Regions from separate parts of the Homo sapiens genome. Here regions 1 and 3 are each linked to region 2. A link is an interaction called in ENCODE POLR2A ChIA-PET data of the cell type or tissue named here. Cell type or tissue: K562. All regions are shown on one strand. Each heading gives the region's core, and the rest is flanking DNA. Links, peaks and the distances in the headings are about the cores only.

The links. Peaks named below come from ENCODE experiments on the same cell type or tissue, not always from the same donor. Only the 100,000 strongest peaks of a DNase experiment are listed, where the experiment ranks them.
Region 1: POLR2A ChIA-PET joins it to region 2 with 5 read pairs; 5 of 35 experiments call an interaction of 5 or more read pairs at or near these places.
Region 3: POLR2A ChIA-PET joins it to region 2 with 5 read pairs; 2 of 35 experiments call an interaction of 5 or more read pairs at or near these places.

The regions. Positions count from the first base shown.
Region 1 is chr15:90,562,779-90,572,939 of GRCh38, forward strand. All of the region lies in intron 2 of CRTC3 (CREB regulated transcription coactivator 3), which reads left to right. Among named protein-coding and RNA genes, the nearest start is that of CRTC3, 38 kb to the left of the region's middle. RefSeq lists an enhancer at 103-603 and a silencer at 875-1,004. In K562, for the core only: no CTCF peak of the experiment used is centred there; no DNase peak of the experiment used is centred there.
Region 2 is chr15:90,650,582-90,660,742 of GRCh38, forward strand. The region is part of intron 2 of CRTC3-AS1 (CRTC3 antisense RNA 1); the gene reads right to left. LINC01585 (long intergenic non-protein coding RNA 1585) reads left to right here and starts at 9,653. Exons shown (of 3, transcript NR_120371.1): 1 at 9,653-10,161. RefSeq lists enhancers at 4,020-4,219, 4,480-4,709, 9,809-10,161. In K562, for the core only: no CTCF peak of the experiment used is centred there; a DNase peak (open chromatin) is centred at 5,710.
Region 3 is chr15:90,599,950-90,609,877 of GRCh38, forward strand. CRTC3 (CREB regulated transcription coactivator 3) reads left to right here. Exons shown (of 15, transcript NM_022769.5): 4 at 2,375-2,436; 5 at 4,436-4,498; 6 at 7,429-7,529. LOC124903554 (a long non-coding RNA gene) reads left to right here. Exons shown (of 2, transcript XR_007064756.1): 2 at 359-856. Among named protein-coding and RNA genes, the nearest start is that of LINC01585, 55 kb to the right of the region's middle. In K562, for the core only: a CTCF peak has its summit at 4,150; no DNase peak of the experiment used is centred there.

The sequences.
Region 1 (10,161 bases), core at 3,943-7,942, 88 kb before region 2:
GTTGGGAGGCAACAGCCTGGATGGAAGAGGGGGGTCAGTTGACACTGGAGGGGGCAAGCCAGACCAGCCGCAAGCAGGAGCCAAAAGGTCAGAAAGCCAGTGAGAATGGGGTGGGCCAACAGGAGCAGACCAGGCCACACAGGCTGTGACTCCCCCTTGCAGTGGCTGCTGGGCACTGGCCATGCCTGTGCTTGTCTCTCTCAGTATCTCTTACTCTGCCATCTTGTCATTCATGAAATTGCTCAAGAGACGCTTTCTACCAGTCCGTGCCTGCTTAGTCTCCGAGAAGTTTTGGGGGTTCATTTAGAATTAATTAATTTAGAACTAGCATTTAAAAGTTAAACGGGCTGGGCATGATGGCTCATGCTTGTGATCCCAGCACTTTGGGGGACTGAGGCGGGTGGATCACTTGAGGTCAGAAGTTTGAGACCAGCCTGGCAAACATTGAGAAACCCTGTCTCTACTAAAAATACAAAAATTAGCCAGATGGAGTGGTCAATGCCGGTAATCCCAGCTACTCGGGAGGCTGAGGCAGGAGAGTCACTTGAACCGAGGAGGCGGAAGTTGCAGTGAGTAGAGATCACTCCACTGCACTCTAGCCTGGGCAACAGAGTGAGACTCTGTATCAAAAAATAAATAAATAAATAAAATAAAAATAAAAGTTTTAAAACAGCTTATAAACTTGAGTTAAAATATAACTCAAGTGAAGCAGAGAGAAGAATATTAAAGGGGAAACATTTAATGAGGAGCAAAGCATAGCCTTGACCGAGCTTCTGCTAAGAGCGGATGGCTCTCACTTGGCACAGACATCTTTCTGTATTGCACTACTTGCCCTGGCAGAGGCATCAGAACTGTTAGAACCACAATGGACTGTGCAGCACTTTTCATGCAACACTCCCCCTTTAAGGTTAGCCAACCGAGAGCAAGAAAAAATAGGTAATAAGCTCAACATTACTCAGCTAGTAAGTGGCTGGTACAGGAATCAAGTTCTGCTTACTTAGTCTGAAGGTTTTCAGCCACTTCATACCATTTGATCAACATATTTGCCCTTTGTTTTTGAATGAAATAGAAAAAATAATTTCCTTCTTTCCTTCTTTCTTCCCGCCTTCCTTCCTTTTTTTCAAACAAAATTACTGCCATTTATATTAGTGTTTCTACCACTTCTATCATGACCACTGCTGGCAAAAATGTACTGAACTTTTGCTGTGCATCAGGCAATATGGCTAACTAAGGCTTTGCATACATCATTTACTCTTTCTAGTAACCCCAGAGTAGGTACTATTACTGTCTCTATTTACAGGGAAGACTGTGGAGGCCAAGAAGGATTAAACAATTTCCCTGCATCACACAGCCAAAAATGGTAAAGCCAGATTTGAAGTCCAGGCTCTTTGATTCTGGAGTTCATGCTAGTAACTACCAGCTCTCCGTCTGGCAGTGTTTTGTTCTTTTGTTGAATTACTAAAACAGAACTATTTTCTCTGAATGCAGAAGTTGAAACCTGTTGAGGAAATTCAACCAGAGTATTTCTTGAAGAAAAAAGAAACCATTTCCTGATTTCTTTATTTGTTAACCCTATGACATCATTAGGGTTGGTAGTAGCTGCTCCTTTGCCTTCACACACAAGAAAAAAGTGTGCAAATAGTTCTTAGGAACTACTGAAGCTGTTCAGAGGACCAGAAGCTAGACCCTCCTCTATTATTTTCTCTGCCCTACGTCTGGCCTTTTTAGCTTGTGGAACTTATCATCCCCGCCATCCAGTAAAGGCTACAAAGGCCCCGAGACTAGTCCCTGCAGTTACTACTGATGTTCTTTTCTTGCTTCTCATCTGCTTTTACTACCAGTTCTGTCTTGCCCATGGTCAAACCATTATCTCTAAAACTCCACCTTCTAAGCTACCTCTGACCCTTCGAATTTGCCATGGTTAGAAAAATCAGGAAAATAGGAAACCTAACCAGCAAAGAAACATCTGGGAGTGTATTTGTTGTCACTGTAAGCAATGACACATAGATTAAAACAATAAGATACCATAGGCAGGAATGGATAGAGTATGGACTCAAGAGTAAGGCAGCTTGGGTTCAAAGCCTGTCTCTACCCATTACAAGCCTTGTGTTCAACAATTTAACCAACCTTCCTTCCTTCCTTCCTTCCTTCCTTCCTTCCTTCCTTCCTTCCTTCCTTCCTTTCATGGAGTTTCGCTCTTTTTGCCCAGGCTGGAGTGCAATGATGCGATCTTGGCTCACCGCAACCTCTGCCTCCCGGGTTCAAGCGATTCTCCTGCCACAGCCTCCCGAGTAGGTGGGATTACAGACATGCGTGACCACGCTGGCTAATTTTGTATTTTTAGTTTTTAGTAGAGACGGGGTTTCTCCATGTTGGTCAGGCTGGTCTTGAACTCCCGACCTCATGTGATCCACCCACCTCAGCCTCCCAAAGTACTGGGATTACAGGTGTGAGCCACCGTGCCTGGCCAATGTAAGCTTTCTAAGTCTCGGTTTCTTAATCTGTAAGGTGGGGATAATAATAGTAGCACTTCACAGTGTCGTGAGGATTAAACGAGATAATGTATACGAAGCATCTAACACTGTACCTAGAGCATATAAATGCCAATAAAGGCTAATTATCAAAGTCATAACTTAGCCTTTTTACCCATTAAATTAGGACAAATTTTTGAGTGATATTCAGTGTTGGTGAGTGGGTAATGCAATGTGCTCTTGTATACAGGCACACCTTGTTTTATTGTGGTTTGCTTTTTCTGCTTTACAGATACTGTGCTTTTTACAAGTTGAAGGTTTGTGGCAAACCTGCATGGAGCAAGTCTATTGGTGCCATTTTTCAATGGCATGTGGCTCACTTCATGTCTCTGTTGCATTTCAGTAAATCTTGCAACATTTCAAACTTTTTCATTATTATATCTGTTATGGTGATCTGTAATCGGTGATCTTTGGTATTACTGTTGTAATTGTTTTGGGGTCCCGTGAACATCACCCACATAAGTTGGTGAACTTAATCAAGAGAAATGTTGTGTGTCTTCTGACTGCTCCATTGATCAGCCATTCCTGTGTCTCTCCCCCTCCTTGGGCCTCCCTCTTCCCTGAGATAACAATATTGAAATTAGGCCTCTAAGTGTTCAAGTGAAAGAAAGAGTTGCATGTCTTTCACTTTAAATAAAAAGCTGCAAATGATTGAGGTTAGTGAGGAAAGCATGTTGAAAGCCAAGGTAGGACAAATTCTTGAAGGAAATTAAGTGCTATTCTGATGAACACACAAATGATAAGAAAGTGAAACAGCCTTATTTGCTCATAAGGAGAAAGTTTAAGTGGTCTGGATAGATCAAACTAGCCACCACATTCCCTTAAGCCAAAGGCTAATCTAGAGCAAAGCCTAACTCTCTTCTGTTCTATGAAGACTGAGAGAGCTGAGGAAGCTACAAAAGAAAAGTTTGAAGCTAGCAGAGGTTGGTTCATGAGGTTTAAGGAAAGAAGCCATCTCACCCAGGCGCAGTTTCTCATGCCTGTAATCCCAGCATTTTGGGAGGCTGAGGTGGGTGGATCGCTTGAGGTCAGGAGTTTGAGACCATCCTGGCCAATATTGTGAAACCCCGTCTCTACTAAAAATACAAAAATTAGCCGGGCATGGTGGCGTGTGCCTGTAGTCGTAGCTACTTGGAAGGCTGAGGCAGGAGAATTGCTTGAACCCAGGAGGCGGAGGTTGCAGTGAGCCGAGATCATGCCACTGCGCTCCAGCCTGGGTGACAGACCAAGACTCTGTCTATTAAAAAAAAAAAAGAGGAAGAAGAAGCCAACTCCATAACATAAAAGTACAGGATGAAGCAAGAATTGCTGCTATAGAAGCTGCAGCAAGTTATCCAGAAGATCTGGCTGAGGTCATTGCTGAATGTGGCTGCACTCAGCCACAGATTTTCTTTCCTCCTTTCTTTTTTTTTTTTTTTTGAGACAGAGTCTTGCTCTGTCGCCCAGGCTGGAGTGCAATGACACAATCTCAGCTCACTGCAACATCCACCTCCCAAGTTCAAGCAATTCTCTTGCTTCAGCCTCCCGAGTAGCTGGGATTATAGGTGCCCGCCACCACACCTGGCTAATTTTTGTATTTTTAGCAGAGACAGGGTTTCACTATGTTGGTCAGGCTGGTCTCGAACTCCTGACCTCAGGTAACTCACCCTTCTTGGCCTCCTGAAGTGCTGGGATTGCAGGTGTGAGCCACCGTGCCCAGCCTGCATTTTCAACATAGATGAAACAGTCTCTTTTGGAAGCAGATGCCATCTAGGACTTTAATTCCTGGCTTCAAAGCTCCAAAGGACACTTCGATTCTGTTGTTAGAGACTAATGCAGCTGGTGACTTGAAGTGGTTTCAAAATCAACGCTTATTACCATTCCTAAAATCCTAGGGCCCTTAAGAATTATGTTAAATATACCCTGCCTGTGCAGTATGAGTGGAATAACAAAGCCAGGATGACGGTACATGTGTTTGCAGCATGGTTTACTGTACATTTTAAGCCCACTGTTGAGACCTACTGCTCAGAAAAAAAAGATTCCTTTCAAAATATTGCTGCTCAATTCAGTGCTTTTTCTTGGTTGATAAAAAACAAACAACTAAAATATTACTCCTGGCTGGGCTTGGTGGCTCACATCTATAATCCCAGCACTTTGGGAGGCCGAGGCAGGTGGATCACCTGAGGTCAGCAGTTCAAGAACAGCCTGGCCAACATGGTGAAACCCTGTCTCCACTAAAAATAGAAAAAATTAGCCGGGCATGGTGGCGCATGCCTGTAATCCCAGCTACTCGGGAAGCTGAGGCAGGAGAATTGCTTGAACCCGGGAGGCAGAGGTTGCAGTGAGCCAAAATTGTGCCATTGTACTCCAGCCAGGGCAACAAGAGTGAAACTCCGTCTCAAAAAATAAATAAATAAATAAATAAATAAAATATCACTCCTCGTTGACAGTGCACCTAATCATCCAGGAGCTCTGATGGAAATGTAGAAGATTAGTGTTTTTATGCCTTCTAACACAACATCTGTTCTGCAGCCCATGGATCAAGAAGTAATTTCAACTTTCAAGTCTTATTATTTAAGAAATACATTTCATAAGGCTATATATAGCTGTCATAGATAGTGATTCCGCTGATGGATCATGGCACAAAGCATACTGAAAACCTTCTGGAAAGGGTTCACTCTTTTAGATGCCATTAAGAACATTCATGGTTCATAGGAAGAGGTCACAACCTTATCAACATGAGCAAGAGTTTAGATGAAGTTGCTTCTAACCCTATTGGATGACTTTGAGGGGTTCAAGACTTCAGTGGAAGAAGTAACTGCAGATGTGATTGAAATAGCCAGAGATCTAGAATTAGAAGTGGAGCCTGAAGATGTGACTGAATTGCTGCAATCTCATAAAACTTGAATGGATGAGGAATTGCTTCTTGTGGATGAGCAAAGAAAGTGGTTTCTAGAGATGGAATCTACTCCTGGTGAAGATGTTGTGACCATTGTTAAAATGACAAAGGATTTTAAAATACCACATAAGTTTATTAAATCAGAAGTAGAGTTCGAGAGGATTGACTCCAATTTTTTTTTTTTAAATAGTCTCGCTCTGTCACCCATGCTGGAGTGCAGTGGTGCAATCTCAGCCTACTGCAACCTCTGCCTCATGGGTTCAAGCGATTCTCCTGCCTCAGCCTCCCGAGTAGCTAGGATTACAGGCACATGCTACCATGCCTGGCTAATTTTTGTATTTTTAGTAGAGATGGGGTTTCATCATATTGGCCAGGCTGGTCTTGAACTCCTGGCCTTAAGTGTTCCACCTGCCTTGGCCTCTTAAAGTGCTGGGATTACAGACCTATTGACTCCAATTTTGAAACAAGTTCTATTGTGGGTAAAAGTGTTACCCAGCAGCATCACATGGTACAGAGAAATCTTTTGTGAAAGGAAGTTGATACAGCCAACTTCGTTGTTGTCATATTTTAAGAAATTTCCACAGCCACCCCAACGTTCAGCAACCACCACTGATCAATCAGTGGCCTTCAACATCGAGGCAAGACCCTCTACTAGGAAAAAGATTACAACTCACTGAAGGCTCAAATGATCCTTAGCATTTTTTAGCAATAAAGTATTTTTAAATTAAAGTGTATATATTTTTCATGCATAATGCTATTGCACACTTAATAGACTACAGTATGGTGTAAACAAGTATAACGAAACTTTTTTTTTTTTTTTAAAGAGACAGAGTTTCTCCCGGTCACCCAGGCGAGAGTGCAGTGGTGCAATCATAGCTCACTGTAGCCTTGAACTCCTGGGCTCAAGCAGTCTTCCCATTCCAGCCTCCTGAGTAGCTGGAACTACAGGCATATGCCACCATGCCCAGCTAATAATTTTCATTTGAAAAATTTTTTTGTAGAGATAGAGTTTTTCTTTTTGGCCCAGGCTGGTCTCAAACTCCTGGCTTTAAGCCGTCTTCCTGCCTTGGCCTCCCAAAGTGCTAGGATTATAGGCATGAGCCACCATACATGGCCTGTAAACAAAACCTTTTTTTTTTTTTTTTTCTTGAGATGGAATTTTGCTCTTGTTGCCCAGGCCGAAGTGCAGTGGTGTGATCTTGACTCCCTGCAGCCTCTGCCTCCCTGGTTCAAACGATTCTCCTGCCACAGCCTCCCAAGTAGCTGAGATCACAGGCATGCGCCACCACACCTGGCTAATTTTGTATTTTTAGTAGAGATGGGGTTTCACCATGTTGGCCAGGCTGGTCTCAAACTCCTGAGACATATACCTGTTGTAAATTGGTATACGTCTTTTTTGCTTTTTGTTTTAGAAACAGGATCTTGCTCTGTCACCCAGGCTGGAGTGCATAGGTGTGATCATAGCTCACTGCAACCTCAAATTTCAAGATTCAAGCAATCCTCCCATCTTAGCTTCTGAAGTAGCTGGGATTGTAGGTTCACCCCGCCATGCCTGGCTAATTTTTTATTTTTTGTAGAGACAGAGTCTCACTATATTGCCTAGGCTGACATCTTTTCAAAAACAGTTTTGGAATATATATAAAGGATGTTAAGATAGTAATATTATTTGACAGATTCTACTTTGGGGACACTATCCTAAGAAAGTAATTTAATATCTGAAAAGAAAACCTGTAGCCTGATAATGTTGTAATATTATTTATTATAGTGAGTAATTGATTTCAGTAAAATATGATCTATCAGCTCAGTGCAGTTTGAAATTATGAATGTAAAGACTTCAGCTACATGAAAAAATATATTACTATGTTGAACAAAATACTTAAAAAGGAATACAATTATATGGACTGATGGTTATAGGAGTATATGAAGTTTTCACACAGTTGCTAGGACATAACTTGTTTGTCTTTAGTGTCTTTTTGACATTGCCAAAAGCTTCTGACACTACTTTTTTAAAAATGTGGCTTAAAAAATTGTCAAGTAATGAGCAAAACAGAGACTCTACTTCTGTGCCTTAGTCTCATTGCCAGTTGCCAGCCTCTGATTTCAGGTGGGTGTGAGGGATGGAGGGACAATGAGGGATGAGGCAGGGCTCGGAGATGGTCTAAGAAGTCACTTGTATCTCATGTGGGTTTCTTCTCTCAAATTCTTGAGTTTCTCTTTATAGACCCTCATTAGAAAAGTCGGTTATGTGGGCATCAGTATGAGCCCTTACTCTTGACTCCACCACTGTTAGGGACATCCTCAGTGAAATCCCTGACAATTTCTTCAGTAATACATATGTTATATAACACTCCTTTATAATGATTTTTTTGGGGAAAGAATAGTAATTCTTTAGATGCTAACCCAGCCGGCTGTAAACAAATCATGGTTCTTTAAAAACCATGGCTCACACCTGTAATCCCAGCACTTTGGGAGGCTGAGGCAGGTGAATTACCTGAGGTCCGGATAACAGTAATGCATCCTCATAAGAGTTCAAGCCAGTAATTAATGAAATACAAAGCCAAAGTCCCCAGAAATGAGAGATGGTTTGTGATGAGAGAGGATCTGGGGTGTCTGTGGTCTGTTACACACATTACTTGATGATAAAAACAGTGATCTTTACTTTGGCTTACAAAAGGCTCGTGCTTCAGCAGAGTGCAGCAAAATGTTCCCTGACCAAAACGACTGTGTCTGAAGGGCACAGCTTGGGGGAATACAGCTATGAAAAAAACTACACGAGGAACAAAAACATTGGATGAAAATAGTGGTTGTATTTGGAAGGTAGAATTATAATCCTCCCCTTTTCTACGTTCCTAAATTGTCCATAATGTGGTTATATTTTTTTAATAATAAAAGTCCAATTTAACAAATATTTATTGGACACTGCGTGTCAGACACAATGCTTGATGCTGGAGATACAATGACCCAGACAGGCACAGTCACTGCTTGGCGGAACTTCAGTCCAGTGGGAGAGGCAGATGATTTTACAAGTCATTGTGACACCATGTGACAAACCCACAATAGAGGAGTTCAGAGAGTGGCTGGATTGTGTCCGAGTGGTGCCTAACCCAAACGGGTTGGGAGGAGGTCCCAGGAAAGGCTTCCTGGAGGAAGAGGTGACTAAGCTGGGACCTGAGGGCTATATAACTGAAGATTGGAGTGAGGAGTGTTCTAAGCAAAAGAAGCTGCATTTGGCAAAGCTTGGAGGAACTGAAAGTTTGGTGACACTGGAGCATAGATTGAGCATGAGAAGGGAGTGGTGAGAGATGAGGCTGGAGCTTGAAGTAGGAACCAGATCACAAAGGACTTTGCTTTCTTATTAAGGAATTTGGATTTTGTCCTAAGGCGGTGTAAAGCTATTGGAAGGATATTCATTTGCTTGCCTGCTTGCTCACTTATTTATTCTTCCAAATTTGTTGTAGAAACTCAAATAATATGGAAGCATGAAACATGAAAAGTAAAAGTCTCCCCTTCTCTACTTCACACCCTCCCCCCAGTTCTAATCCCCATGGTACCTATTGCTAAGTGTTTCATCTGCACCCTTTCTGCAGTTTTCTGGGAAGTATATGCAAGCGTGTGTGTGTATATACATATTTTCTTTCTACACAAATGGAATCATGCTATACTGAATAACTCCCATCTTAAAAGCAAAACTTGACTGGGTGCAGTGGCTCACACCTGTAATCCCAGCACTTTGGGAGGCCGAGGCAGGTGGATTACCTGAGGTCAGGAGTTCAAGACCAGCCTGGCCAACATGGTGAAATCCCATCTCTACTGAAAATACAAAAATTAGCTGGGCATGGTGGTGTGTGCCTGTAATCCCAGCTACTTGGGAGGCTGAGGCAGGAGAATTGCCTGAGCCCAAGAGGCGGAGGTTGCAGTGAGCCAAGATTGCGCCATCGTACTCCAGCGTGGCTGACAGAGCGAGATTCTTTCTCAAAAAAAAAAAAAAAAAAAAGGCAGAACTTGATACACCTTAGGTATCTTTCTATGTCAGTACCTAAAGATATATATTCTTTCTAATGACAGCAGCACAGCCATTTATGTAGCTATCCCATCATTTATATAACCAGTCTCTTATTGAGAGACAATTAGATTATGTCTAGTTTTTCACTATTACAGAGGAAAACTGCAGGGAACATTCTTGTTATGATATCGTGTTGGATATTTACATAAGGGTATTTGTGAGATATGTTCCTAGAAGTAAAATAGCTGGGTAAGAAGGGTTGTACATTTAAAATTAAGGTAGATATTACCGTATTATTCCCTGTTAAGGTGATATCAATTTCTACTCTCACCAACATATGAGTGTCTGTTCTTTCATATACTCTTCCCCACTGGATATATCCTTTTTTTGATTTCTATTTTTTGAGATGGAGTCTCACTCTGTCACCCAGGCTGGAGTGCAGTAGTGCAATCTTGGCTTACTGTAACTTCCACCTCCCGGGTTCAAGCAGTTCTCCTGCCTCAGCCTCCTGAGTAGCTGGGATTACAGCTGTGCGTCACCATACCCAGCTAATTTTTGTATTTTTAGTAGAGACGGGGTTTCACCATGTTGGCCAGGCTGGTCTTAAACTCCTGACCTCAGGTGATCTGCCCACCTTGGCCTCCCAAAGTGCTGGGATTACAGGCGTGAGCCACCATGCCCCGCCAATATATCCATTTTTTAAAAAAACTGTGGTTAAAAAACACATAACTTAAAACTTAACATCTTGA
Region 2 (10,161 bases), core at 4,101-8,100:
GTACCCTCCATTACGATGACTTGCTAAAAACCACTGTGTCTTGAACTTGTATCTGGTGACACAGAGTTGAAGTTTTAGAATTTGGAAATAAAATGACTGGGGTGGGGTCCCAAGTACTGTGTTCAAGGAAAGGACATGCCAGGCTGCGGGACCTCAATGCCTCCTCCCCATCAACCCTTTGACAGCTGTGCCCTATCCCACCTTGGAGGCCAAAGCAACTCCCTCCTGGGTGCTAATGCGTCATGTTGACTTCTGATTAACCCCACTTCCAGGAATGCCTTTAAGATTTCTACTTTTATCTACTGTTAAGAGCACACACTTACTGTAAATATGTTATTATAAACACTGTAAATCTGTATCATAAAACTGTGGTGCTGTAAACACTATAAATATGTTATCATAACCCTATGGTATATATGCCCTGGGTCTCGGGGGGGCAACAATGTGGGGATCCACCATCTCCTGGCTGCCCGAGACATGGCTTTTGTTTCTAAGTCCCTATTAAATGTTCCTAAGCAACTGGATTTGTCAGCCTCTGTGTTCAGCCTCTCAGCTCCCTCGGCCTTTGGGATTAGGTTTGCATACACCTGCTCACCGTGCAACACCCATCTTCACTTAGAAAAATCTAACTTCTCCTTCCAGGCCTAGGTCAAGTGACACCTCCTCTGTGAAGCCTTCTGTGAGGTTTGGATTCTCATTTGCAAATATTTACTTCCCTCCCCTCCTACTGTGGGATCTCTAGGCTCTACCCCCCCATTTTTAAAAAGATTTCCCATCCGTCTAGGTGTCTCCCATCTACTTGACCCCCAAGCCCAGAAAACAGGCACCCGCAGACCTAATGGCAGGCCTTGCCAGCTGCCCCCAAGCCCCTTTGCCCTCGGGCTCGGCTACGTGATTTGCTTTGGCCGGTGACATGCTGGAGATACGACCAAACAGCAAAGCCTTGACATGGGGTCAGGAGGCCTTGGAGCCCGGCCCACTGGGTTCAGGCCCTTGCACCTTGACATGGGCTCGGTGACACGGCTCACCCTCTTGTGCTTCTGCCATTGCCACTAGCACAGCTACTCCCTGGGTAGCCCATTGGTCCCAGAAGAATGAGAGACAGGACAGACCTTAACCAAACCCATGCCCAGGAGCCATCTAGCCAGGTCCGGCTGAAATCGGCAGGGCTGCCCCAGAAATCTACAGACACGTGAGCCAAAGATAAACGCTGAGAGTAGTAAGCCACTGAATTATGGCCATTTGTTACACAGCATATATGTGACAACAGTTGACTGATACACCACCTCTGTTCATTTCCCTTTGTGCTTGAGTTGCACTTGATTTCCACGGCTTTACTTTTTTTTTTTTTTTTTTTTTTTTTGAGACTGAGTCTCGCTCTGCCACCCAGGCTGGAGTGCAGTAGTGCAATCTCAGCTCACCGCAAGTTCCACCTCCCAGGTTCACGCCATTCTCCTTCCTCAGCCTCCCGAGTAGCTGGGACTACAGGCGCCCGCCACCACGCCTGGCTAATTTTTTTTTTTTTTTTTTGGTACTTTTAGTAGAGACAGGGTTTCACCATGTTAGCCAGGATGGTCTCAATCTCCTGACCTCGTGATCCACCCACCTCGGCCTCCCAAAGTGCTGGGATTACAGGCGTGAGCCACCATGCCTGGCCAGCTTTACTGTTTTAACTGTAGAGCTGATTTTGTGGTAGAGCGTTTGCCTTCCCACTGGTCTATAAGAAACGTGACATAAGGACTACGTCTGATTCGATTCTGACTCCCCAGCACCCAATTAAATGGCAGCCAATGTCATTCTTTTTTTTGGAAACAAGGTCTTGCTCTGCTGCCCAGGCTGGAATGCAGTGGCATGATCTTGGCTCACTGCAACCTCTGCTTCCCAAGTAACTGGAATTACCAGCACGTACCCCAACACCCAGCTAATTTTTGTATTTTTAGTAGAGTCAGGGTTTCGCCCTGTTGGCCAGGCTTGACTTCCCGGCCTCAAGTAATCTGCCCGCCTTGGCCTCCCAAAGTGATTACAGGTGTGAGCCACCACACCCGGCCAATGCCATTCTTTTCATCCTTTCCATCTGTACCTTTCCAGGACAGCCCAGTCCGGGTGGAGAGGCAAAGGTCTCTGTTTCCGGAAGGCCCAGTCTGGATGGAGAGGCAAAGGTCTCTGTTTCCAGGACTTACCTGCAAGTTTGGGCAAGAAAGTTCAAAAGCCCTGAGCTTTGGTTCCCATGACTGTCCATATGGCTCATTTGCAGCGACTCCTGGACTCCTGTTTCTCCCCCATTCAAGCTTCAGATTCCTAGGAGAGAACACTGACCCAGCCAGCATGACATGGGGACCGGGTTACACTGGCCTGGCTTTTGGAAGGAGAGGGGCCCGGCAGCCACAGCTTGCGTGGCTTCGTTTGCAGCCAGTAAGACGGTCTCTGGGAGGTTGCAGAGGTTGTTAGAGGGAAGCAGCGCTTATATAGAAGCCAGCTGAGGAGGATCCCGTACTTTAAACAAGCCAGGCTTTGAGCAGGTGAGGATAGGAATCATATCAGGTTAGTCCTGGGGACTCCTGGGCTGCAGAGCTGGTGTCCTGAGAAGATTGAGGATGGGTGTTGGTGCCCTGGCCAGACCCATCAGAGAGGGGGGCGGAGGCCTGGGCAGGAACCCTCTGTGTTCAGAAAACTGTTCAATGCCCCTTTCAGAGTATGGGCTTTGTCCTTCTCAACAAACCTGCTTGTTTTATTTATGATTTCTAGCAATAAAGAACCCATTTTATAGAAAGAACAGTAAGGAAAATGATAGCTAACATTTAGGAACTGCTTCCAAGGGGCAAGCACACCCCATGAGATAGGCACCACCATTCCCATTTGATAGATAAGGAGACTGAGGCACAGAGAGGCCACTGCCTTGCCCCATCGTCACAGCTAGGAAGGGTGGAGATCACATTTGAACCCAGGTCTCTGTAACTCCAGGGCCCATGCACTTGGCTCTTAAGTAGCACTGCCTCTAGGCCTCGTTCCTATGCACACGGCCCTGTGTCCCTGTTGATTGTCTGTTGTCCTGGCACGATTATTAATGGTGCCTCCTTTCATCCTCAAAAGGGTCCTGGTTTGAGGTGTTTTTTGTTTGTTCATTTGTTTGTTTTTGTTTTGTTTTTTTGAGACGGGGTCTCGCTCTGCACCCTGGTCGCTGCACCCAGGCTGGAGTGCAGTGGCGCGATCTTAGCTCACTGCAGTCTCTGCCTCCTGGGCTCAAGTGGTCTTCAAAAGGGTCTTGTTTGGCTGACAAATTTTAAGGCTAGGTAGAGCCTACATTATCATAGCAAGATGTTGGTGGGCAGAGTTTGGGAAACCCAGCTGACAGCTGTCCCTCACTGTCCCAGAATTCTGGCATTCAGGGCTCACTCTCCCGGGGCAGTTCCACACTGTGTTAATGAGGCAGCCCTGGTTGACCCTGGATACCTGGGCACTTCCCAGAGCAGACCTCCAGGATTTCCGTTACTCCAGGGCTCTTTGTTTATATTTTGACAAAGAGCTCGTTTTTCTCCCTGACGCCAACCCCTACCTGTACTTGCGAGGTTCTTCTCCCTGTTGTCATGTACTAGCTTGGCCAGGAAAGTGGCCACTGTTCTCCCTGGTGCTCCCAGGTAAAAGCTCCTGGGCTCACATCCAGGCTCCTGGACTTCCATCCGGGCTCCTGGCCTCCCATCAAGGCTCCTGGCCGCCCATCAAGGCTCCTGGCCTCCCATCAGGGCTCCTGGCCTTCCATTCGGGCTCCTGACCTCAAATCCGAGCTCCTGGCCTCGCATCTGGGCTCCTGGCCTCCCACCCGGGCTCCTGGCCTCCCACCCGGGCTCCTGAGCTCCCAGCCGGGCTCCTGGGCTTCCATCTGGGCTCCTGGCCTCCCATGAGGGCTCCTGGCCTCACATCTGGGCTCCTGGGCTCCCAGCTGGGCTCCTGGGCTCCCAGCTGGGCTCCTGGCCTCACATCTGGGCTCCTGGCCTCCCATGAGGGCTCCTGGCCTCACATCTGGGCTCCTGGCCTCCCACCTGGGCTCCTGGGCTCCCAGCCAGGCTCCTGGCCTCACATCTGGGCTCCTGGCCTCCCATCCAGGCTCCTGGCCTTGAATCTGGGCCCCTGGCCTCACATCTGGGCTCCTGGCCTCCCATCAGGGCTCCTGGACTCCCATCTGGGATCCTGGCCTGGAATCCAGGCTCTTGGCCTCCCATCCAGGCTCCTAGTGCTGGCTCTGCCTTCTCTTTTGGAGCGGGTGGTAGCAGTGGGGGCTGGTGAAATGTGTCACTTCCTGTCCCTGGCCCAGCTCTGAGGAGCTTCCTATGTGACCGTGACCCCTTCATGCATCTCTAGCCACTGTAGACAATACCCTCTCATCGCTTCCCTGAAAGTGATGCCCTTTCCTGAAAGCCAGCATGCCCCCCAGCAAGGCATGGAAAGCGCTGATTCTGCATAATGCTGAGAAGGGGTGCACACCTCAGTGTTCAGACCAGCCTGGGGCACTGGCTACTGGAGAAACAGTGAAGACATGTCTGCACTGAAGGACTTCTTCAAATCTTTGAAACGCCAGCCCATTTCCAAGAGGTCGGCGTGGTAGTCAGCACTTCTCAAACTGTCCCCTGAATCTTTTGTCTGGAACATCTCATGGGGCTGGTGTTCTGTGGGGCACACCGGAAAGGCATGGAGACAGGCAGGGGAGGATGAAGCCAGGATGTGGGAGAGATTTAAAGACTTTGAAAGGATCCATGGACAGGCGCAGTGGCTCACGCCTATAATCCCAACATTTTGGGAGGCCGAGGCAGGCAGATCTCTTGAGGTCAGGAGTTTGAGACTAGCCTGACCAACATGGTGAAACTCCATCTCTACTAAAAATACAAAAATTAGCCAGTGTGGTGGTAGGTGCCTGTAATCCCAGCTACTCAGGAGGCTGAGGCAGGAGAATCACTAGAACCTGGTAGGTGGAGTTTGCAGTGAGCCGAGATCATACCACTGCACTCCAGCCTGGGCAACGGAGCCAGACCTGTTTCAAAAAAAAAAAAAAAGATTTTAACACTGGAGATATGGCAGCCCGAGCACTTGTTCCAGCTTCCCTGTCCCAACCCAAGTTTCTAAACATGACTGAAACAACATGTATTTTAAAATCTGCAATAAGAATAGAAACTACAAAGGGATGTCCTCATTATCAGAAGTTGTGAGGACCGAATTGAATGTGAAAACTCTAGCCATAAGATGTGTTCAGAAGAGAACACCCGAAGGCCGGGCGCAGTGGCTCACGCCTGTAATCCCAGCACTTTGGGAGGACGAGAAGGGCAGATCACCTGAGGTCAGGAGTTCGAGACCAGCCTGACCAACATGGAGAAACCCCGTCTCTACTAAAAATACAAAAAATTAGCCAGGCGTGGTGGTGCATGCCTGTAATCCCAGCTACTCGGGAGGCTGAAGCAGGAGAATTGCTTGAACCCAGGAGGTGGAGGTTGCGGTGAGCTGAGATCGTGCCATTGCACTCCAGCCTGGGCAACAAGAGTGAGACTCCATCTCAAAAAAAAAAAAAAAAAAAAAAAAGCAGAAGAGAACACCTGTGAAGGGAAGGAAGGGAAGGGCCAGCTTAAGGACTTAGGGATGTGCTGAGTCCAGGGCCAGCTTAAGAACTTAGAGATGTGCTGAGTCCAGGGGAGGAGGCAGCTGTAGGCGACCGGTGGGTGTGGCAAGGACTTGCTCCGCCCCTACTGCCAGGAGGTGGCAGAGAGACCTACTGGGGAAATTATTTACCCTACAGATGAGGACACGGGGGCTCATTTCCTTCATAAACAGCCCTTTATCAATAAGATAAAGCCCAACAGCCCAACAGAGAAAAGAGGGGCAAGGAGAGGATCCTGCGGTTCACAGAGAAACACAAGTAACTAATATCATGAAAAGATTTTGGATCTCACTCAAAATTAATGCTAATTAAAACATCAACAACGCTGAACAATACATATTCACCACTGGCAAAACTTTTTAAAGATTGCTAATTTTCAGGGCTGAGGAGGGTGTTGGGGAAATAGGGTTCTTCCAGCTGACGGGATGTAAATTGGAACAACCTTTCTAGAGGACAATTTGGCATTAGCTGTCAAACAGAATTACTATTTTTATTTTTATTTTATTATTTTTTTTGAGACGGAGTCTCGCTCTGTCGCCTAGGCTGGAGTGCAGTGGCGCGATCTCAGCTCACTGCAAGCTCCACCTCCCGGGTTCACGCCATTCTCCTGCCTCAGCCTCCCGAGTAGCTGGGAATTACTGTTATTATTTTGAGACAAGGTCTCACTTTGTCGCCCAGGTTGGAGTCCACTGGCTCTATCTCTGCTCACTGCAACCTCTGCCTCCTGGGTTCAAGTGATTCTCCCACCTCAGCCTCCTGCGTAGCTGGAACCACAGGGGCCCACCACAACGCCTGGCTAATTTTTGTAGTGTTTGTAGAGACAGAGTTTCACCATGTTGCCCAGGCTGGTCTCCAGCTCTTGGGCTCAAGTGATCCACTCGCCTCAGCCTCCCAAAGTGCTGGGATTACAGGTGTGAGCCACTGCACCCAGCCTCAAACAGAATTACTAAGATCCTAGAAGAAAATATGATAAAATATTTCTATATTCTTGGAGAAGGGAAAAACCTAAGCAAGACACAAAATCCAGAAGCCCTAAAGGAAAAAATGAACAGATTTGACCTCATAAAAATGTAAAACTGTAGGGCTAGAGACTATGACAAATATAAAAGACAAATAATAGACAATATGTGCAACATGCAAAATAGCACTAAAATGCAAACAGCCCCTTCATATCAGAGGATAAAACTTTATATTCCAATATATAAATGGTCAATGGATAAGAACAGGCAACTTGCAAGAGAAGAAATTCAGATAGCCTGGAGTTGAGAAATGACCTTGATGCTCCCTGGGGATGAGATAAATGCAAATTTTAAAACAGATAATATCTAGAGTTGGCAAAGGGAAAGTAGTGCTCCGTAAACTGTGGGCACTATATGCTGTAGAATCTTTTGAAGGGCCATTTGGAAGAACCTATCAACACTGCAAATGTGCAGATAAACTTCTAGGAATCTGTCCTTTGGAAATGCCAGCTCAACCCTACATGGACATGAACGAGTACAATAGGCACCCCCCTTATCCTCAGGGGATACGTTGCAAGACCTCCAGGGGATGCCTGAAACAGCTAATAGGACTGAACGCTATGTAGACTATGTTTGTTCTTATACATGCATACCTATGATAAAGTTTAATTTATAAATTAGGCACAGTAAGAGATTAACAACTAATAATAAAATAGAACAATTATAACAATATACTGTGGTAAAACTGATGTGAATGCGGTCTCTCTCTCTCTCAAAATGCCTTATTGTACTGCACTCACCTATTTTTAGATGGTGGTTGACCGCAGGTAACTGAAACCACAGAAAGCAAAACTGCGATGGGGGGGGGCTGCCTGCATGCTCCTTTCAGACCTGTTTGTGAGAGAGTTTTAACTGGAGGGCATCTAAATAATCAGAGAGTGGGAAGAGAAAGGGGTACTCACTTTTTATAGTTTTGTATTGTTTGTGAATGTTTTCTATTTCATATGTTTTGTAATTAAAGCCAAAAAGGGTAATGACAAAAAGGAAAAAAAATGCTATGTGTCTGACTTTCGGGAATTTATTAGAGGGAGTGGAAATTCTACCACCTCCTATTGCTAAATCTCATTAAAATGCCCTTGAAATCAACCCAAACCAACTCTCAGGCACAGCCAGAACAACGGAGGCAGAGCAGAGCTCAGGATCCTGAATCCACACCCCCCGGCCACTCCTGGTGGGAAGAGAAGAAGAGGAGAGCTCGCTTCCCACCATCCCCATCCCACCTGGCTGGAGAGGCTGATGTGGGGCGAGGTTTGGCCATCAGTCCACAGAGGGGACTTCATGTACACAATTCATTAACATTTATTGAGCACCTATGATGTGCCAGGCACTGTTCTAGGTCCTGAGGATATGGTGATGAACAAGATCCCTGCTCTCATAGGTTACCCAGTGGGTGCCCTAAGCAGGCAATAAATAAATATGTGAGCAAGATGACAAGAGAATAGCAGAAGGCACTAAAGTTTTGGAGTAAAGCCATGAACTCTTTTTTTTTTTTTTTTTTTTTGAGACAGAGTCTTGCTCTGTCACCCAGGCTGGAGTGCAGTGGTGCGATCTCGGCTCACCACAACGTCTGCCTCCCGGATTCAAGCGATTCTCCTGCCTCAGCCTCCCGAGTGGCTGGGATTATAGGCACGTGCCACCACACCCAGCTAATTTTTCTATTTTTAGTAGAGATGGGGTTTCACCGTGTTGGTCAGGCTGGTCTCGAACTCCTGACCTCGTGATCCACCAGCCTCAGCCTGCCAAAGTGTTGGAATTACAGGCGTGAGCCACCGCGCCCGGCCCGAAAGCCATGAACTCTTTTCCCAATTATTTTCTTATTGAGAAGCATCTCTCAGCTTGCTGTTGGGTTCTGCTGTTAGTAAGCGTAAGGATGGAGGAAGGCTGGCTGATGACATTAAGCAGCTAAAGGCGTGGACTGTCGAGGCCAAATAGCATCAGCTCTCTTTGGCTTCCCCAGCCCATGGAACAGTCTTCCTATTTTGCGAATTTCCTACCTTATGAACTCACACCTGCTTATGATGGAAGCCAGAACCTTTCCCCATCTCTCTTGAAGATTGGGCACAGCATACAACTTAAGACACCACCCGTTGGCTGCTCCTGCATGAGGCTAAGTGACACTGAGAAGCAGATGACTGGAGTCCTTTCTGTCAGGATGACAGCAGATCCCAGAGGCAGCAGCAGAAAGAACCAGTGCAGGTAAATGGCCTTTGAGCCTGGTTCTCTGATTTCGCTAAGATTTTATGAGGCACCTCCTATCCTTTAATAGGTTCCTCTGTAGCTTAAAAGCAGCTAAAGAGCAGTCTGTTGCTTGTAATTAAGGACTCCTACCAGTACACGAAGGGAGAAAAGCAATAATCAAATAAATTACTTTCAGATAGAGATCAGTGCTAGGAGGAGGTCAGCACAAGGTGATGTAAGACAGAGTGACAGGTGGGGTGAGGGCTACACTTGATAAGGGGTCAGTGAAGCCTCTCTGAGGAGGTGACGTTAGGCTGAGACCCAAACAATGAGAAGGAACTAGCCATAGAAAGATCTGGGCGAGGAGACTTCTAGACACGGGGAGCAGAAAATGTAAAGGATGAGCTTCAGATGTTGATGGATGTAGGGAGGGTTGATGTGTTTGGAGTTTAGTGCAGGTGAATAAAGAGGAACATAATGAGATTGGAAAGTAGGTAGGAGTCAGTTCATGCCAGGCCTTGCAGATCATGGTAAGACATTTGGATTTTATTCTGAGGTTAGTGGGAAGCCATTAGAGAGTTTTAAACAGGACATAATATAGTACCTGGGGTAGCCAGCCTCCAAAACATCCTCCAGTGATCCTTGCATCCTTGTATTTACACTCTTGTGTAGCCCCTCTCACATTGACTAGGGCTGACCCAATAGGATGCTGCAATGTGACGGTATATAACTTTCAAGGATAGGTCATAAAAGACATTGTGACTCTGCCTTGGTCTCTCAAATGTCTCCCTCTGGGGAAGCCAGCCACCATGTTGTGAAGATACTCAAGCAGCCCTATGGAGAGGCCCACACACTGGGGAGGCACTGCGGCTTTCTGCCGACAGCCTTGTGAATGAGACACCTTGAAAGAGGATCCTCCAGCCCCAGCCAAGCTTTCAAATGGTTCCAACTCTGACATGCTGACAACTTCATGAGAGGCCCTGAGCCAGAACCACCCAAACTCCTGACCCATTAGTGTGTTATGTAACAAATGTTTGTTGTTTCATGCCACTAAGTTTTGGGGCAATTTGCTACCTCTAGCCATTGTTCCCAGCTGGTGTGTAGTCTGACTGGCAGGTGCCCATGCTTTATTAGTGGTTTGATATTTTGACTATCGGCCCTGAGTAGGAGGAATGACACAGAGAGGAGATAGAGTTGTGAGTGAGAGGAGGCCAAATCGTGGTGTCAGAGCGAGAAGCAGCACCCTGGGGAGGGCTGAGTCACTTGTGCTGTCTGGAGGAAGGCGGAGCAAAGATCTGCAGCCCAGCTGACTGTGGTCTCAGC
Region 3 (9,928 bases), core at 3,074-7,073, 52 kb before region 2:
GAGGCTCGGTGTTTCCTCCCTAATGGCTTTGCCAACAGAAATACTGACAGGTTTTGTCTGTCACGGGCCTTACTATTTATCACCTTTTCCTCTCCTACCTCCTACTGTGGTCTTGCCTCATCTGTACTTCATGTACCTTAAGCCTAATAGTGAATGTTGAAGAAATGTCTCTCTTTGGAAATTATCTGTTTTATTTTATTGATTTAAGGTCAAATTAAGAAATAAGATAATGAGACTTGTCAAAGAAAACGAATACATAGAAGATGAAACTTGCAATCCTAATGCCTCTCCTGGCAAAGAAGACATTTCCCACCAAATCACTAAGAACTCATGAGAGCCTCCGTTTTCCTAATTCCAGATTCTGTATTTATTTGAGCTGCCCAGCCCAGGCCTGCAGGATAGGGCCCCACTCCATCAAGGCTCCTGTTTCCTCCTGAGCCCGAGCAGATGGTACCTTCTCTTATAGCCTCCATCCTTCCCAGAACACTCCAGGTACTATTTTCTATTTTCTGGGGGCATTTGGCATAGTTCACTGTTTCCTGAGAGGCAGCATAGCTTAGCGGAGAGCTCTCAGGCTTTGGTGTCAGTGATTTGTGGGTCTGACCCCTGATCCACCAGGCGTGCTATCTGATCTTGGATTTCTCAGCTCTTCTAGAACTGAGCCTCAGTTTCTTCAGCTATAAAATGGGGAAAATATCTGCCTCTCAGGATTGAGGTTAAATAAAGTGTGAACTCAGCACAGGCCTGGCACACAGTAGGTGCTTAGATATCTGTTTTCAAATTTCTGTCTTAATGTGTAGTTTGTATCTTCTTTATTATTTCCACCTTAAGAAATAAAAGTTTGGGATGAAAAGTATTATTGGTAACTGCCGAATGTATATTTAATCCAATCAGTGATCCAGGAGACAAAAGGAATGGGCTTGGTTTGGGTGAGTGATAAGGAGGCAACCTTCCACATAGGAGGTGAGAAAGGGGAAATGGCCTTAGCAAAGGCAGAGGGGCAGGAAAATACAGGCTGTGTTTGTGGAACTCAGAAAGCTGGAGGGAAGACAAGAGCAGAAGAGACCATTGTCCCCAAATTGTGGATCACCGCAATTACTAAGCCAGTAAGTTTTGATTTTGCCTTTTAGGCTGAACAAAATCATTGAAGATTTCTTAGCAGAATAATATGATTAACAGTGTCTTCAGAAGGCTATTGTGTGGGAACAATTAACTAAACGAATGAAAACAGCGCCCCTCTGCTCGGTGTGTAGTGCAGCATCCCATTTGTGTCTCCGTGCGTCCAGAATATGCTCCAAGGCATGGTAGACCCAGTGAACAACACAAGACTGATAAGACAGTGCCCCCAACAACACTGGAAAGTTTACCTTTCTTCACACATCTAATGCGCCTCTTTTTTGGTTATAAATACCAGGAACCGCCGGGCGCAGTGGCTCACACCTCTAATCCCAGCAATTTGGGAGGCCGAGGTGGGTGGATCACCTGAGGTCAGGAGTTCAAGACCAGCCTGGCCAACGTGGAGAAACCCTGTCTCTAATTAAAAAAAATACAAAATTAGCCGGGTGTGGTGGCGCATGCCTGTAATCCCAGCTACTCGGGAGGCTGAGGCAGGAGAATTGCTTGAACCTGGGAGGTGGAGGTTGCAGTGAGCCGAGATTGCGCCATTGCACTCCAGCCTGGGCCAAAAAAAAGAGTGAAACTCCGTCTCAAAAAATAAATAAGTACCAGGAACCCACCTTAACTTAAAAAAAGAAAATGTATTGGCATATGTCACTGGAAGCCCAAGGGCTAGATCCAAGGGGTCATACAATGTCATTGAGACCTACCTCTGTGGTACCACTTCTGAGATGACTTCAGGCATAACAGACAGGCTTTCTCCAAGGTGAAGACCCCCAGGTTCAGACGGCCCTTGGGCTTACCAGCCCTATTGGGGCACTCCTTTTTTTTCCACTCAAAAGCACTCTCCTTGGTTCTGTTTGCGTCGTGAGCCGATCCCTGAGCCAAACACTGTTTCCAGGGGGTGAGGTACCTAGACTAGAATCCTGGGCCTGGGTCCCTCACATGTGGCACAGAGGGAATGGCAGTGTTACCAGGTTTGGAGCAAGAGTGGAGACAGTTCCTGAAAACAAAAGTTGCCGGACAGGCAAAAAATAATAAACACCCCACAAAAAATCATGCAAAGAAAACACCGGTTAGAAGACAGCAGAATAGACTTGTCCTCAAGGAGGGAGATAAGAGAAAGCATGAAGGAAGAGCTGTCAGGTACAGGGATAAGGAACCAAAAACTCAGTTGTTTAACTCTCTGTGAGTCCACCTTGTTAATTCTGCTTCATCTTTCCATTAATTTTTATTTTTCCTTTATTAAAAATTCTACTTTGATGGTAGTGCTTTTGGAGCCAATTATTCCTCACAGCCTCTGGATGAGAGTTGGCCAAGGTAAGCAAGACATACTTTAAAAGATATGATGGGCATGTGTTATTTTTAGATAATTTCACTTTATCCACTTTGAATGTTGTTTAGAAATTTCTAATATAAAGCATAGAATCCTGTTTTCTCTTATAACATTTAATTTCAGTGGGAGGATCACTTGAGACCAGGAGTTTTGAGGCTGTTGTGTGCGATGATGGGGCCTGTGAATAGCTACTGCACTCCAGCCTGGGCAGCATAGCAAGACGCCATCTCTTAAAAACAAACAAACAAACAAAACAACAACAACAACAACAACAACAACAAAACACCTTATTGGCCGGGCATGGTGGCTCATGCCTGTAATCCCAGCACTTTGGGAGGCTGAGGCGGGCAGATCACAAGGTCAGGAGATTGAGACCATCCTGGCCAACATCATGAAACCCCGTCTCTACTAAAAATACAAAAATTAGCTGGGCATGACAGCACATGCCTGTAATCCCAGCTACTTGGGAGGCTGAAGCAGGAGAGTTGCTTGAACCAGAGAGTCGGAGGTTGCAGTGAGCTGAGATCACGCCACAGCACTCCAGCCTGGTAACAGAGTGAGACTCCATCTCAAAAAACAAAAACAAACACCTAAGCATTTCCAATGATAGGCTAATATGAAAGTCTAAAATGAAAAGTTATTTAAAGAAATCTAGATCTTCATATTTAAAACCAAATAGAAACACTTTTGGAATATATTTACCAGCAGAATACTCAGATATGGCATTCTTATGTTTGAGACTTAGAAAAATAAGCATCTTGGCCAGGCACGGTGGCTCATGCCTGTAATCCCAGCACTTTGGGAGGCCAAGGCGGGCAGATCACAAGCTCAGGAGATCGAGACCATCCTCGCTAACACGGTGAAACCCCGTCTCCACTAAAAATACAAAAAAGTAGCCGGGCGTGGTGGCAGGCGCCTGTAGTCCCAGCTACTCGGGAGGCTGAGGCAGGAGAATGGCGTGAACCCAGGAGGCGGAGCTTGCAGTGAGCCGAGATCACGCCACTGCACTCCAGCCTGGGTGACAGAGCGAGACTCCATCTCAAAAAAAAAAGAAAGAAAAATAAGCATCTTTTCTCAGAGTGTCTTAGTAAGCTGCTGAAAAGGACAAAAGACTCTTAAAATGGTAATTTGCACAGTGTATTTGATTTAAGGTCTCTTTGAGTATTTTTGTACCCAATACAGAGGGTAACAGGAAATAGAATTAACTGAGAAAAAGCCCCTGCTGCATCTGTTGTGTGCCTAGTATCATTTTCAGATCACCAAGTCAGATTTAGGACACATTTAAAATGTGTGTATCAAAAATATTTAGCTCTCCGGATTGAAGTCTACTCTCCATCCATTCTCTGGGCAAATACTGACTGAGAACTTACTGTGTATAATGTAGTCTGGATCTGGGAAAGGAAATAAAGATGGGTAACAGTGGGTCCCCACCTCAGGTAGGTTTTCAGCTGCCCTCAAGAATCTTGGGATCCAGGGTTGTAGAATAAATACAATATTTTATTACATCAGTAAAAGTCATCTCCAAACTGTTATTTTTCTTTTATGTATCCAAGAAATGTCTTCTGCTTTTCAGAGCACCAGGACTGGTTAGACTTAATATTTTCATACCCTGGGCAACTGTAACAATTCTATTCCTCTTCATGGCCATTGGTAGGGGAATGCAAAATTTTTGCATCCAAGATTGCCACGGCGCCCCCTACATGCACACTGAACTCCTCATCTGCCCAGCTAGCTAATCCTGTGCCTTATGGGTTTGTAGTAGTTTTTATACTGGAAATCAGAGATCACAGGACTGGAAGGATCATGGAGTCTTACCTCATTTTAACAATGATGAGCAAAATGAGCGAGGTGTGGGGTATTTTTAAGTAACTCTTGCAGAGCGAGGTGAGTAGAAGAGCCAGTTCTCAAATGCAAGTGCTGAGGCCCTCCTTTGCTGTCTGTGGATTGACTTCTTTTCCTTTTATGTTGTTCTGGTTTTTAAAGGCAGCAGCCTCCTTGGAAAGACGAAAAGCATCCTGGGTTCAGGCTGACATCTGCACTTAACAGGTACATGGGTTGTTTCCTGGTAGGAGTAGATTTTAAAGCAATTTAACTGTCCTGATATTTTTTACATAGCATCCAGTTGCCAGAGTGTGTTTATGTAAGCTGTGTTGATATGACATGTTCAAAACAAAACCCACCATTTTTTGAGTGTCTACAGGGGAAAGTATAGAGCACACGAGGTCTGGGATGAGACTCCCAGGGTTTGCATCTTGCTGTATGACCTTGAGTAGATTTTTAAACTTCTGATTGCCTCAGTTTACTCATTTGAAAAATGGAGATAATGCTACCTAGATCATGGGTTGGTTGTGAGGGTTGAATAAGATAATACCTGGGAAGCATATGTGCTGAATAAACATCAGCTATTATCATGATCACTTTGGGCCAGACTCCAGGAGTAAGAGTTCTACCTCAGCCATTTTTTTTCAATCCTGACAACACCCTACAAGAATGAGTATTATTTTCCATTCTAAAAGGTTAAGTGACTTGTTTAAGGGCCTTAGCTAATAGGTGAAGGACTAGGATTTGAAAAAATGCAGCTGAGCATGGTGGCTCACGCCTATAGTCCCAACACTTTGGGAGGCTGAGGCCAGAGGATCGTGTGAGTCCAGCAGTTTGAGGCCAGCCTGGGCAAGATGGTGAGACCCTGTCTCTATGAAAAAAAAAAAGGCGTGGTGGCACGTGCCTGTGGTTCGAGCTACTCAGGAGGCTGAGGTGGGGAGGATCACCTAAGCCCAAGGAGGTTGAGGCTGCAGTGAGCCATGTTTGCGCCATTGCATTCCAGCCTGGGCAAGAGAGAGACGCTGTCTCAAAATAAAAAAGAAACCCGATGAATGGTGCAAAATTTTAAATATACTCAAACAGAAGAGTTATAAAAGGCCTGTGGTGCCCATCCTCAGCTTCACTCATTATCAGCATTCTGCCAGTCTCTCCAAACCTACCTCCCACCTCAGTCCCGTGACTGGCTAGTATAGTATTGTACCTTGAAATGTCTCCAGCAGTTTAAGGCCGACGAGAACCTTTTTTAAAAAACATAACCACAATGCCGCTATTACACTTAACAAAATTAAAAATAACTCCTTAATATAATTCAATGCCTGGTCGGTATTTAGATTTTCCCAGTTGGCTCTGCATTCGTTTGATATTCTCTTGAGTCTCTTTGAATCTGTAAAAAGAGGCTGGAATCTGAACCCAGGTCTCTCTGATCTCAGCGGCCACGCTCTTTCTGTTGCACTGTGGGTTCTGCCCTTGTCTGCCTCTTCCCTCCTCTGAAGCCACGTGGCTTCATAGCCACCTGAGGCTGTCACTGGAATGAACCACAAAGAAGCACTGTAGGCTAATGAAGTTGCTTACCGTAAAGTCCTTTCTATGGCCGACAGTTTGACCTTATGATGAGATAAATAGATAATCATCTCTTGCAACCAAAGCTGTGTAGACATTGAAGCTATCTGGGAGAATTTCAGAAATTTGCTATACATTAGTGGCTCCCACATTTTCTTTTAGGACTACTTTACAGCCTTAAAAAACATGGAGGCCTGGCGCAGTGGCTCATGCCTGTCATCCCAGCATTTTGGGAGGCCAAGGCGGGCGAATCACCTGAGGTCAGGAGTTCAAGACCAGCCTGGCCAACATGGTGAAACACCGTCTCTACTAAAAATACAGAAATTAGCCAGGCATGGTAGCGGGTTCCTGTAATCCCAGCTACTTGAGAGGCTGAGGCGAGAGAGTCGCTTGAACCCGGGAGGCAGAGGTTGCAGTGAACACCACTGTACTGCAGCCTGGGCGACAAGAGTGAAATTCCATCTCAAAAAGTAACACTAGTAAAATAAAATAAAATAGGCCAGGCACAGTGGCTCATGCCTGTAATCCCAGCACTTTGGGAGGCTGAGGCAGGTGGATCACCCGAGGTCGGGAGTTCGAGACCAGCCTGGCCAACATGGTGAAACCCCGTCTCTACTAAAAATACAAAAGTTAGCTGGGCATGGTGACGCACGTCTATAATCCCAGCTACACGGGAGGCTGAGGGAGAAGAATTTCTTGAACACGGGAGGCAGATGTTGCAGTGAGCCGAGATCACACCACTGCACTCCAGCCTGGGCAACAGAGCGAGACTCTGTCTCAGAAAAAAATAATAAAATAAAATAAAAAAAATATTGAGGCCCTCAAAGAGTATTTGTTTATGTGAGAATATCTATTGATATTAGAAATTAAACTGAGAGATTTTTTAAAGATACTAGTGAATTAAAAAAATAATAAGCCCATTACATGTTAACATAAATTATATCTTTTTGAAAAGAAACACAAAAAAAGTATTGAAAATAGTGACAATGTTCACCTTTTACAAATCCCTCCAAGGCAGCTGGGTGGTCTGTGCCTGCGCTCAGCGGTGGGGGCATCACACCTCACGTGGCCGCTGGGGAAGCCCGCCGTGCTTGGGAGAGAGCGAGAGTGAAAAAACAGAGGACACTTTACTATCATTTTGAGAATAGTCTTGATCTTACCTTCTCCCTGGAAGGGTTTTGCAAACCACTGCTCTAAGTGATCCTTTACTTAGAAACAGCTACTCTCAGGTGGAGAAAACCTAGTGCAGCCACAGGCTAAACTGGCCACAGCCAGCTTCCGAGCTGGGAAGAATAGGAAGCTCTTAGACGGAAGCCATGAATCCGAGGCCCACCTTGTTGAACTTGATCGCCATGCCATCAGCTTCAGCATATAAGGCTATATGAGTCTAAGTTAAAATATTCTGGAGTGTGGGCGATCCTCAGAGGCTGTTAATTGATATAAAGAACTTCAGGTAGGTCCTAACCCCTTATTTGATGGTTGATTATAAATCAGTTATTCTTGCCTTCTTTCCTGTTGGTAATATTCAACAAAGACTATTGCATTTTCACTAAGGAAAACGGATTTTCAGCCAGCCTCTCTCCTCCCCTCCTTAGGACCAATTCTGATTCTGCTCTTCACACGAGTGCTCTGAGTACCAAGCCCCAGGACCCCTATGGAGGAGGGGGCCAGTCGGCCTGGCCTGCCCCATACATGGGTAAGACACACAGGCCACTGCTGACAGCAGCTGTGCTTGCTCATTCTGTCCTAGGAACCAAGGGAGAGAGAAGCTGAAGTGGTGTTTGCGCTTCCCGGTTCAGTGATCTTAGAGAGGCAGCTCGTGGCAGGGAAGCGTGTGTGTCCATGATGCAGTCAGGATGGATGGAGCTCCCAGCGTCCCCTGCCTCTGCCCTGCTTCCTCCACAGCACGCTCTCCCTCTTGGTGTCTCTTGGCCCTCTTCTGGGCACCCGTCATCTTCTAATAACTTCCTGACTGGTCTCCTGATTTCCAGTCTCACATCCCTTCAATCCAGTTTTATGTTAAGTTCCCCAAGAGTCCTCTTTCCCCACCCAGGATCTGAACAAACTGAGAAATACAACTAGAAGTGACAGTCAGAGCTAGATATCACCTTTATTACTACTAAGACCAGGTTGGAGGAAGTGACTGTCTCTGTAGGTTGGTGGGCCTGCTGAGACTGAACCCCAGCATGAGGCTGACTCCCCCTGAGTGGCTGGCAGCACTGGCCAGTGTGGTCCCCTGGGAGGAGGGGTCAGGCAAGCCTCGGGGAGGGAGGGTGGAGCAGAGGCCTGCTGCCTTGAGATGGGGGAAGAGGAGGTCGGGCTGGAACTGTGCATCACCTGCTCAGTTGCCCCCTGGCCACTGTGAGTAAGGGGATGGAGAGAGGCCAGGAGTAACCCGGAGTGGGGAAGAGGCCCACTCATGCCATCTCACAGCTCTGCTTCCAGAGCGAACCCAAACCTGATCATCTTGCTCTCCCACTTAAAATCCTCAGTGCCACCCCTCACCTTCAGGAGAAAGAGCCCAGATCTTCTTTGGAATGACATGAGCCCCAAGGCCTGGCTCCTGTCTGCCTCTCTCCCTTTTCTCTCTGCTCCCCCGCCTCACACCCAAGGTAGCCATGCGAACCACTTTGGGTTCTACTGGTGTTTCTTCCTGTTCCTGTCTCTTCCTCTCTCTCTCACTCCTGGCCAGCACCCTCTCCATCCGTAAGCCTCAGCTTGTGTGTGTCCTCATGTCTGTGGAGCCATCCTTGACCTTCCTTCCTCTCAGCTCAGAGTTATCGTGTCCTTCTAACATCCCAGACTGCTCTCTTAGCACCTGCAATGCTTGGCTGCTTTTTTATGTGAACATGCATCTCTTTCTCTGCTCAGTGTAGATTTCTTGAAGGCAGCATCTTAATGGTCTTGTTCTCTCCAGCCCCTAGCACAGTGCCCGGCACAGAGGAGCCCGTACTGATGGAGAAGTGTGAAGAATCACACACTGGCTCACATGTGCACGGCATTTGCCAAAACACCCTCTCGGTGCTGGCACCTGACCTGTACATGAAGTGAGGCTGGTCATTCAGACACATTTCAAGCCTACCTTTCTGGGGTTTATAATCTAGAAAGAACAATGGTCTTGAATTATCCATTCCATATGCAGATTGACTCTTGCCCAGAAACTTTCAGGGCTGTGTATTTGTTCTTGAAACAGGAATAAATAAATCTTTAGCCAAGAAACCAGCTTTTCTGGTTTTCTTTGCTTTTTGGACAATTTAAAGCCTAAATGGCCTCTGTTCCTTCCAGGAGAACACTTATGATCGTATTTCTTTGTATATAGCAGGGATAGTACTGAATAATAATTGTTGCTATATTTGTTCTATTGGTGCAATTCAGAGAAGACTACATTTGCTTAAATGATTGTTTGCTTGTAAACTATGGGAGCTTTCAGAATTGGTTAGGGACATCTACCCATGCTTCCATACATGGGAATATGAAAGTTGGCAGTGATGTTGAAATTGATGTTGGAATTGGATATGGGTGCACTGCTCACTGCTTAGAGGAGTGGGGTGTGTGGGAAGAGGGATGAGTTTAGTTTCAGGATAGGTAGAGATGGGAATATGTAAACAAAGCCTAAAAAAAGCAGAGGCTGTAATCAGTGGGGGTGCCTGTGAGCACAGCAGGATCCTAATCTCCATGGACCGGGAGCCAGCTAGACAGACAGATTTTTACCCTGGAGCTCCTGCATTTCTGCCTCTGCCGATCCTTCATTTACATTACCCTCTGCAAAGTTTACACTTCTCTAGAAAGGGCCAAAGGCCTAGAGAAACAAGGCAATCACAGGTAATTCAAGTGAGGATTTTTTGAGGCTTGCATGCTAAGAAAAAGAAAGTAACTGAAGAAAGAAATTACCTGAGCTGAAGTATTCATTCTTAGCGATGTAGCCTCTGAGAGAAGAGGTGAGAAATGTCAGAAGGGGTAAGTGAGGATGGAATAAGAAAAGCAAAGGAATGTAAACATTGGTCCAGGTAGACAGAGCAATGAGAAAAACAGGAAGAAAGAAAGAAATCCTGGATCAGGGTTCCTGCGTTGACTTGAGAATCGTGGTGGTCTCTC